2 separate regions of the Homo sapiens genome follow, and region 2 is linked to region 1. A link is an interaction called in ENCODE POLR2A ChIA-PET data of the cell type or tissue named here. Cell type or tissue: PC-3. All regions are shown on one strand. Links, peaks and the distances in the headings refer to the core of each region. The heading gives the core; the rest is flanking DNA.

Region 1 (4,383 bases), core at 140-4,139:
TCCTAGCACAGGCTAAACTCATGACTCTCAAAACTTGAGAGGAGAGCGAAGAGAGAAAACAGGGTTGTGTCTTCTCTCCTCTTTACCTCTCTCCATCCTGCTTTCTATCCTCCTGTAAACTTGAGGCAGAAAGGAAGGAAAGGCAGAAGAGCCTACATCTCCTCTCCTGTACCTGCCCATGCTGAGGTTTCCATCTCTTTCCTATTGGTGTCCTCTCCTTTCCTGCTTAACATGGGCAGGCCTGCAATCCCTTCAGTGTGGCTAATATCCAAATATCTTTGGAACTCTTCTTGTTTTCTATTTACACTCAATTCCTTGTTGATCTCACCCAATCTGGTGGCCTTTAATAACATCTGTATACTAAATCTCCCAATACCCAACTGCCTAATCACCACCTTACTTGCATGCCCAGTAGGCTTCTCAAACTTACTATGTCCACAAAGCCTTCTCCACCTGCCATCTTCCCCTCTCAGCTAATGGCAATTCCATCTTTCTCGTTGATCAGACCAAAATTTAAAGTCACTTTTTTTTCCTCTCTTCCTCTCTTATCCCCATGTTCAATCTTTCTACAAATTTCATCAATTCTATTCAGACTTGTATCCTCTTCCTGCCATCTCTACTGCTGCCACCCTCATGTCAAACATCACTAGCTCTAGCCCAGATTATCCCAATGGTCTTCCAATGGATCTGCTCACAGTCTTTCTCAACACAGCAACCGGAGTGATCTTATTAAAACACATGTCAGACCAATTTATGCCTTATGATAGCCCATATGCCTTACATGATGTACTTCATTCCCTATTATATCTTTTGCTGCATCATATGCTACATCCCTCCTTGCTCACTCCACATCAAGTACAATCAAGTACCCTGATTTCCTCAGCAAACACTACAGTCATATGTTTGTTTGTTTGTTTGTTTTTAATTCAGCTATAATTCACATAAAATGGGCAAATCTTAAGTGCTAAGTTTGTAGTTTTGACAGTTCTATAGGCCCATGTAACCACCATCCATTTCAAGATAGAGAACAATATTCTGTCACCTCAGGTTCTTTTCCAGTCAATTCCAATTCATCCTTATACATAACTACAATTTTAATTTCTGTTACCCTAGATTCTCTTTGCCTGTTTTTAGACTTAATACAAATGTAATCAAATAGTATATATTATTTTATGTCTAGCTTTTTCTTACTTAACATAATCTTTTTGAGATTCGTTCATGTCATAGTATGTATTCATAGTTTTTCTTTTCTTTCAATTAATGACTAGTATTCCATGGTATGAATATATTACAGTTCATTTACCCATGGGGCTAATATGAACAAAGATGCTATGAACATAGTGTACAAGTTTTCGTGTAGACATACGTTTTTATTTCTCTTGGGTAAATACCAAGGATTGAGATTATTGGGCACGGGCTAAATGCATGTTTAACTTTATAAAGAAACTGTGCCTTCTGCTCTTTGCATTTGCTGTTCCCCTTACCTGGAATGTTCTTCCTCTAGGTATCTCATGGATAACTCCTTGGCTTTCTTGTCTTTGCCAAAAGTCACCTTCTCAATGAGCTCTACCCTATGTAATCCAACTCCATCCTCCACCTCAACCCTAGCACTCTCACTATTTCCAGATTTTCTCATAGCACTTTTCACCCTTTGGCATGCTATATAATAATGAATTATTATTTATTGATTTTTTTCTCCCACCAGAATGAAGGAAAAAGCTTTTTTTAAAAAATCTCTGCTGTGCATTAATAAGTCAACATTGCCTAGAACAGTGCCTGACACTTAAGTAGAAAGTCATAAATAATTGCTAAATGGAAGGAAAGAAGGAAAAAAGGAAGAAAGGAAGGAAGGAAGGGAGGGAGGGAGGGAAGGAGGGAAGGAGGGAAGGAGGGAGGGAGGGAGGGGCCAAGAGGCAATGAATGTCTGGGGTGTCTCTCAGAATGCCAGGTCATAGCTGCTCTGTGGAACTTCTCAGGTCTCCAAAGCTCCAGAGTTAGTGTCCAATTGTTCCTAGTGAATTTCAGCACTCACTCTTGTCCCAAGTGTGCTATCTGTGGGCTTTCCAACCTGTGCCTCTTTAGCACATGCAAGGTGTTCTCTTATGTAAAAAGCCTCTGTATTTTGACATGGAGTTACTAAAATATCTCTTCCATCAGAAGTTAATCTGCTTGGCTTCTGCTTTAGTGTGTCTAGATATGCCTATCTGGTCTCCCCTTGCTCCTCCTCGAAACACACACCACCCAATTATGAAGGGAGTTTCAAGCTTCTTTCCGTGTCCCATAAGCAGCACTCAAACCCAAACCCCACCCCTCCTCCATTTCCTCAGACCCTGAAGGTGTTCATATGCTCTGTTTCCAGAATTCCTCCAGCTGAATAGATTCATGGCTTGTGGTTTTGTTTTTTTTTTTTTCAAAGCATTTACTACATAGAAGTAGCTATTATTTACTACATAATCTGGCAGAAAATTCTAGAAAGCTACATTTCTTTTGCCCTCTAATACAAGCCCTCACTAATAGAACGGCAAAACTGGGATTGCTATTTACTTATTAAGTCTTCTTCCTTTGAGAAAATCAGAAAGAAGTAATGGGCATGTGTGGGGGCAGGAGCTATTTGAGAACTCACTATTCTTTCCACTCAGTTTTGCTGTGACCTTGAAACTACTCTAAAAAAAAGATAAGTTTATTAATAAAAAAAAAAAAAAGGAGTCACGATAGCTCTGCCTTAAAGATAACAGTGAATTCATGTTAAAATCACTGCCCATACATTTTCCTACTGGTCCACTAAAGTAAATGTGAACTCATTCAGAGTTTAAGCCAATTCTCTCATCAAGTAAGTCAATGTTTATTACAGTTTAACAGTGCTGCTTGTCTCAGCAGTCTTAAAGTGATTATATCAGTGCCTGTTTTGGTCAGGGTATAGCCAGGAAAATGCAATTTACTTTAAGTATTTACAACGGAGGATACATAATACAGGAAGTTGGTTCCACAGATGATAAAGGAGCCGAGAAGCCAAATGAAACGGTGAGAGGAAACCCTTAGCAACACCAGGGAACCACTCCTCTCCCTGGGCTGCCTAGATAAAGGGAGACAGCAAAGTTACTAGAGTCCAGGTGTCAGGGTTACTCAGCAGAAGCCAGTTTCAAGGCAGGCCTGTCAGACAGGAGCTAGTGCCATGGAAAATATACAACCTAGCCAGAGATAACACCAAAAATATATAATTAAAGAGAAATTCCCTGGTACCTTCATTTCTGTCACCGCTCAGTCTGCTGCAGGTCTTCCCACTGGCCACACACAGTCTGAAGCCCACTGACACATAAGCCTGGGAAACAGCCTACAGGTATCAGCCCTTCAAGCAGGGGAACAGCAAGGAATAGATCTGAGGCAGCAATCAGCACTGTGGCAAACTAGAATAAACACACAGAGCAGAATTTGAAAAACGTTCAAAAATTTCTATCAGAGTAGATGATTCTCTGTATGGTGCTATTTCAGAACATTTCAAAATACATGTATTAGCATAAGGAAAGGTTAATGGCTTATGCTCTATTAGGTTCAGAGAGAGAAAGAAAGAGAGAGAGAGAGAGAAAGGAAGGAAGGAAAGAAGGAGGGAAGGAAGGAAGGTAGAAAGGAAGGAAGGAAGGAAGGAAAAGAGAGAAAGAGAAAGAAAGAAAGAGGGAGGAAGGGAAGAAGGGAGGAAGGGAGGGAAGAAGGCAGGAAGGGAGGAAGGAAGGTAGGAGAGAAAGGAAAGAAAGAAAGAAAGAAAGAAAGAAAGAAAGAAAGAAAGAAAGAAAGAAAGAAGAAAGAAAAAAGAAAGAAGATTAATTTACTTAATGGTAAACATTATTAAAATAAATATTCAAGCAAAGCTTGAAAAAGGGAGTCTTGTTTAATTCCATCCCACCACAATCCTATTCTCTCACCCTCCTATGGCACAGAGATTAGTGGTAGTGAAGTGGAGAAAGGAGGTTAGAAGTTTCCATGTTATTTCTGGCTATTTCAGTTGCAGCATAGAAAAAAAAAAAAAACACTAACAGTAATAGTTCAGATCTTATCTTGATACTAATCTTGATGATTTGTGTATTTTTAAAGACATGAAACCTGTAAATATAATTGGGAGGTAAAGTTTCTTTTTCTTCTATTTGACATCATAAAGTTATTTTAACAAAAAGAAAATTTAGTCTAAAAAAAGATTGTGCTCCTAAATTCAAGTGTTCGTCTACTTCTTAAGTCTATAATTTACTAGGCACAATGTTGTGACAAGACTAACAATTAGATCATTGTTGCATAAGCGCTATGATAACTTCATGGGCAGTAGAGAGTGCCCAGGGTTTTGGTTCTAAGACATGAGTCTTAGTACCACCGGGAGTACTTTTCTGGCTGTGTATC
Region 2 (4,383 bases), core at 158-4,157, 220 kb before region 1:
CTCTTTATATTTAAAGATACCCTCCCATCATCTTCAGGAAATTCTTTTTTATTTTGTTTTTGATCATTTCCCACCCTCTGTTATCTCTAAAATTGTAGTTAATAACATGTCAGATCTCCTAGGATTGATCTTTAATGCCTCTTATTTTTTTGTTTATATTTTCTTCCTAACTCCCCGTTGTTCTATTTTCTAGAAGCTTTCCTCAACTCAGCTTTGTACTCCATCTACTCTGAATATTCAATGTTGTCAGGGTATTTTTAATTTCTAAAACAATCCTTTTTGTTCTTCAATTATACTTTTTAAAAAATAAAACATTCTCTTCTTGTTTTATCCATGCCACAGATTCTTCAGTACTTCTGAGTACACTAAATTAATTATGTTCTGTAAGTTCTCTTCTATTCCCCAAGTTCTCTTTTTCCTCTAGGGAATAGCTGGTGTGCTTATCTTGGCATTTCTCTTTCTTATTGTAGGTTTTCCTCAAGTGTCTGGTGATTTTTGGTTGTCTCTCCAGACATCAAAATGAGCAATAAGCATACTGCCCAGGAGCTCTGTGTATGCCTGTAGGTGTGTCCACTGGTAGGTTTTCTCCAAGCTGAGTGCTATAGGACCTGTCTTGATGATGGGGAGCCCCAGGGAATGAATGAGGAGGGCCTTATGCTGGGTCACTAACACCCACATTGGCTACCCTAGTTCTTCCCCAAGCAGTATATTCTATTCCATTAGAGAACTCTCCAGTTATTTTGCTTATGGGCAAGGACCTGGATTTATATAGCATGTAGAGGTGAGAGAAAGGTGTGGCTAGGGCCAACTCTTTCTATATATACATCTTTGACTTCAGCTTACCTTTCTCCCACCTCCTTTTTGAATCCAGAGCCCTTCTTGATTTTACCAGGCAGGTCAGCTACTTCCTGTGCTGCAGTAACCTGCTCACATTCAAGCTTGAAGTTCCCACTTTTCAAGGTGGTGTCTTTCTCCCCTCTCCTTCATCACTTGACATTATTCCTTCCACCTTCTGAATTCTACACATTTATTAAAATCCCCCATGGCGCTCTCCTATTCATTTTGTTGTGTGAGGCTGTTTTGCTTTTTGAAAATATATCCTTTTAATAGGGTCTCTGAAAAAAAGAGGCAATAGACACATAGGAATATTCAGCAATCCAGAATGTGAATCACATAGATCTCCAGTTATTTCTCTTGTACACCTAGATGAGGTTAATGACTGGAAGGTTCTTTTACTCAGAAATGTATGATATCAACAAAGCTTGAAGTGATTGGACTCATCCTGGAATAGGTTACTTAAAAAAAAATTTCGTGATCATCCATGTCCTCTAAAATGCAGATCATAATAGCTGCCTTTGATGATTTTTATGAGAATTTAACGATAACATAAATGTATGAACTTGCCCAGCATAATACCTAGATCACAGAAAGAACTAAACTGTTATCAGTTCTTGCTCCTCTCCCTTGTCACCTGCGAAGTATGAGTGCTGGCTGAAATAACTCGATTGTCTTTTAAATTGAAGCATTTTATATCATCTCACCCCCACTCCTAGTAGCAGCTGAAGATCTCACATGCGCTTTGTATAGATTCTTACAGGGCGCTCTTCTAGGGATTTGAATGTTGGGGCTGCTGATTCCTTTTTGGTTATTGTAAGTTGTAGACTAAAGAAAATAGCTCACTCAATGGGTTTTGGTTATTGTAATTTCTTTCTTCTTCTTTATGATTATTATTAATATTACTATTATTTTGTCTCTACCACTTGAGCTCCAGTTAGGCAATGGAAGGAAATGCTCTCTCCAAATTTTGTGCAGTAAATGGATTTTGAAATCACTGGTTTTAGAAATTTCTTTTAATAGACTTCAATTAATTGCTTCATTTAGAAGGAGTTAGTAACCACTGAGTCCAAGTGATGAAAGAAGGAGCAATGATCTTGTGGTTCCAGAGGTAACTCCAGCCTGGAGGACACAGTGCTTAGCATCAGCTCATGAATCAAGAATGAACTCCATACTGTAACTAAGCCCAGAAACGTTATCCCGAGCCAGGGCTTAGTTGACACATGCTCTGGGCATCATTAGCTGGTTAGGTCTTGCAGAAATATGAGGATCATGGCCAGGCAGAGACCTTTCAAATGATTCATTTATTCCCAAAGCCATCTTTGGCTGAGGCTCCGCAGTGTAGGGAAGCAGTGTGATGGGTTAGGATGAGCGAAGCATAGGAATAGTGACCTCAACCTTACCCTTAGCTTTTGTTTCTTTAGGTGAATTACCTCATCTCTCTAAATCTTGGTTTCTTCATGTGAAAAAAGTGAGAAATAATATTTACCAGGTAGGACTGTGACAAAGATTGAATTTTAAAGTGCACAGCAGTGTGCTTAGCACATAGTAGATTCTCAGTATATATTAGTTGCTGCCCTGTTTACCCTGTACGTTTCTAGCTTTTCCTATAAGGAAACAAGACAATGATTACTAGACTAGCCAGGGCTGTCTGTGTAAACACTGAGGAGCCCAGGCGTTGTTTGGCTGGATCTCAGAAAAACTTGCACTGCTCACGACTGGTGACTCATGAAAATGATGGGCCTTGGAAGATAGGAGCACAAATTTAGAACTGGGAGAATTGTAAAGTGGATTAAAGCTATTTACAAAACAGTGGCATTGTGCAATCAATGATCTTTGAGTTTTAATTTCTGAACAAATACATAGGACCCAAAGTTTTGTTTAAGGCATTACGAAATCATAATTATTTTTCTTTGATCCCACAGAAATAGCAACTCTTTTCTTTTCTTTCTTTCTTTTTTTTTTAAGATTGAAGATTTTTCTTGACATTGAGGAGATGAGGAAAGAAAGCTTTCTCTGCATATTTAATTTACAGGGCATTTATCCCTTCTCTGGCTGATGACCTAAAACCAAACAAATCATTATAAAAACTAGAAGAAGGAAAAAAAAAAAGATAGCAGGTTTGTGAGAAAGGGTCTTTAAGCCTAGTTAGGGAAGACATCCAGAAGAGAATCGACTCAGACAAATACAAATACTAGAATTCGAAGGGCATAAGAACTGTGAGTGGCTGAACCATTTTCCCATCCCCTGCCAGGATGTCTGAGAGGAACTTTTCAAGATAAACAGGCCTAGTACCCCGAAGGGCATTTTTTGATGCTAATAGATTTCAAAGGCTGTTTTGAAGAGGTTGTGGGGCAGGACAGTACTCAGGCATATCCAAATTATTCTTTGCATTCTTAGCAAAGAAGTTGAGCAATTTTTTAAGTCAGTCTGCAGGAAGCTCAGAATGGGTATACTGATATATTTTAGAGGTTTTCAACTCACAATGCACTTTTCAGTTGCATGAAGAGTTCACCTACTGAGTTGATTCGAGAAGGAAAAAAGCCACATCCCCACTTACTCCCCATATTCCAAGTTGAAAACATGTCTCTTTTACTCACTTAACTCTGCAAATCTGAAAATCTGCTGCTGTGGATTAATTTGTTGGACTCAAGATTTTGCTCCCTGTGGAGATTCCAAATCTTGTCATGAGCCAGTTCACCATTTTTATTACAGTTTGCCTACTTTGAATGAGTATATTAAATTCTTACTTGACAGCCAGTTTTGATGACAGGCAAAAGATGGAAGAGAGAAGAGAATCCTTGCTCCACTGTGAGAAGGAACTTTCATGAAATGGAGAAATGCTGGCTATTCCCTTATGTAATGCATCATTTTATTGAGAGTCACCCTCAGTAAAGTCACCATTTTATTGAGAGTTCTATCCCCAGCCTTACTTTACACTTCAACTAGGATGTCTGATTTGAGTTACTAATAGAGAGGCACTGTAGGACAATGGTCAAGTCAGACCCTTTTGGATTCACATTCCAGGCTTATCTACTAGCTGTACCACCTTGAACAAGTTAATTGAATTTACTGAACCTCTGTTTCTTCATCTTTACAACAGGAATAGCAAAGGCTACCATATAGGATTATTGTGAGAATTTAATAAAACAATGTATGTCAGGTCTTTTGAGTAGTGCAAAAGACTTTTGGTACATAGCAAATACTCAAAAAATATTGACATCATCATCATTATTATCGTCATCACCATCATTATCATCTGGTCCCAGTAGGTATGAGCTGGGAGCAGAAATCATTTTTTACTGGTTAATCTATGACTTAGGTAATTTAAGTGTTTGTCACTAGCCTAGCCAGACTTAGTTCTGTTTCATCCTGAATCTTCACTTGTCCTTCCTGGAGCTATGAAAAATAAGCCACACATACTGCACCACCCTATTTGGCCTTGGGGATAGGATTAGACTAGTAGGAACACGTACACATTTCTATGATTTCTCCTGGATCTGAAACAGCTCCCTTAAGTCTCAGCCTTACTGAAGATCCTAAAGCTAT

Evidence for each region. Peaks named below come from ENCODE experiments on the same cell type or tissue, not always from the same donor. Only the 100,000 strongest peaks of a DNase experiment are listed, where the experiment ranks them.
Region 2: POLR2A ChIA-PET joins it to region 1 with 8 read pairs; 2 of 35 experiments call an interaction of 5 or more read pairs at or near these places.

What each region holds. Positions count from the first base shown.
Region 1 is chr11:95,731,175-95,735,557 of GRCh38, forward strand. No RefSeq gene overlaps it. Among named protein-coding and RNA genes, the nearest start is that of FAM76B, 56 kb to the right of the region's middle. In PC-3, for the core only: no CTCF peak of the experiment used is centred there; no DNase peak of the experiment used is centred there; H3K27me3 peaks cover 2,651 bases.
Region 2 is chr11:95,510,311-95,514,693 of GRCh38, forward strand. LOC105369440 (a long non-coding RNA gene) reads right to left here. Exons shown (of 3, transcript XR_001748336.2): 3 at 3,886-4,383. Among named protein-coding and RNA genes, the nearest start is that of FAM76B, 280 kb to the right of the region's middle. In PC-3, for the core only: no CTCF peak of the experiment used is centred there; a DNase peak (open chromatin) is centred at 2,531; H3K27me3 peaks cover 909 bases.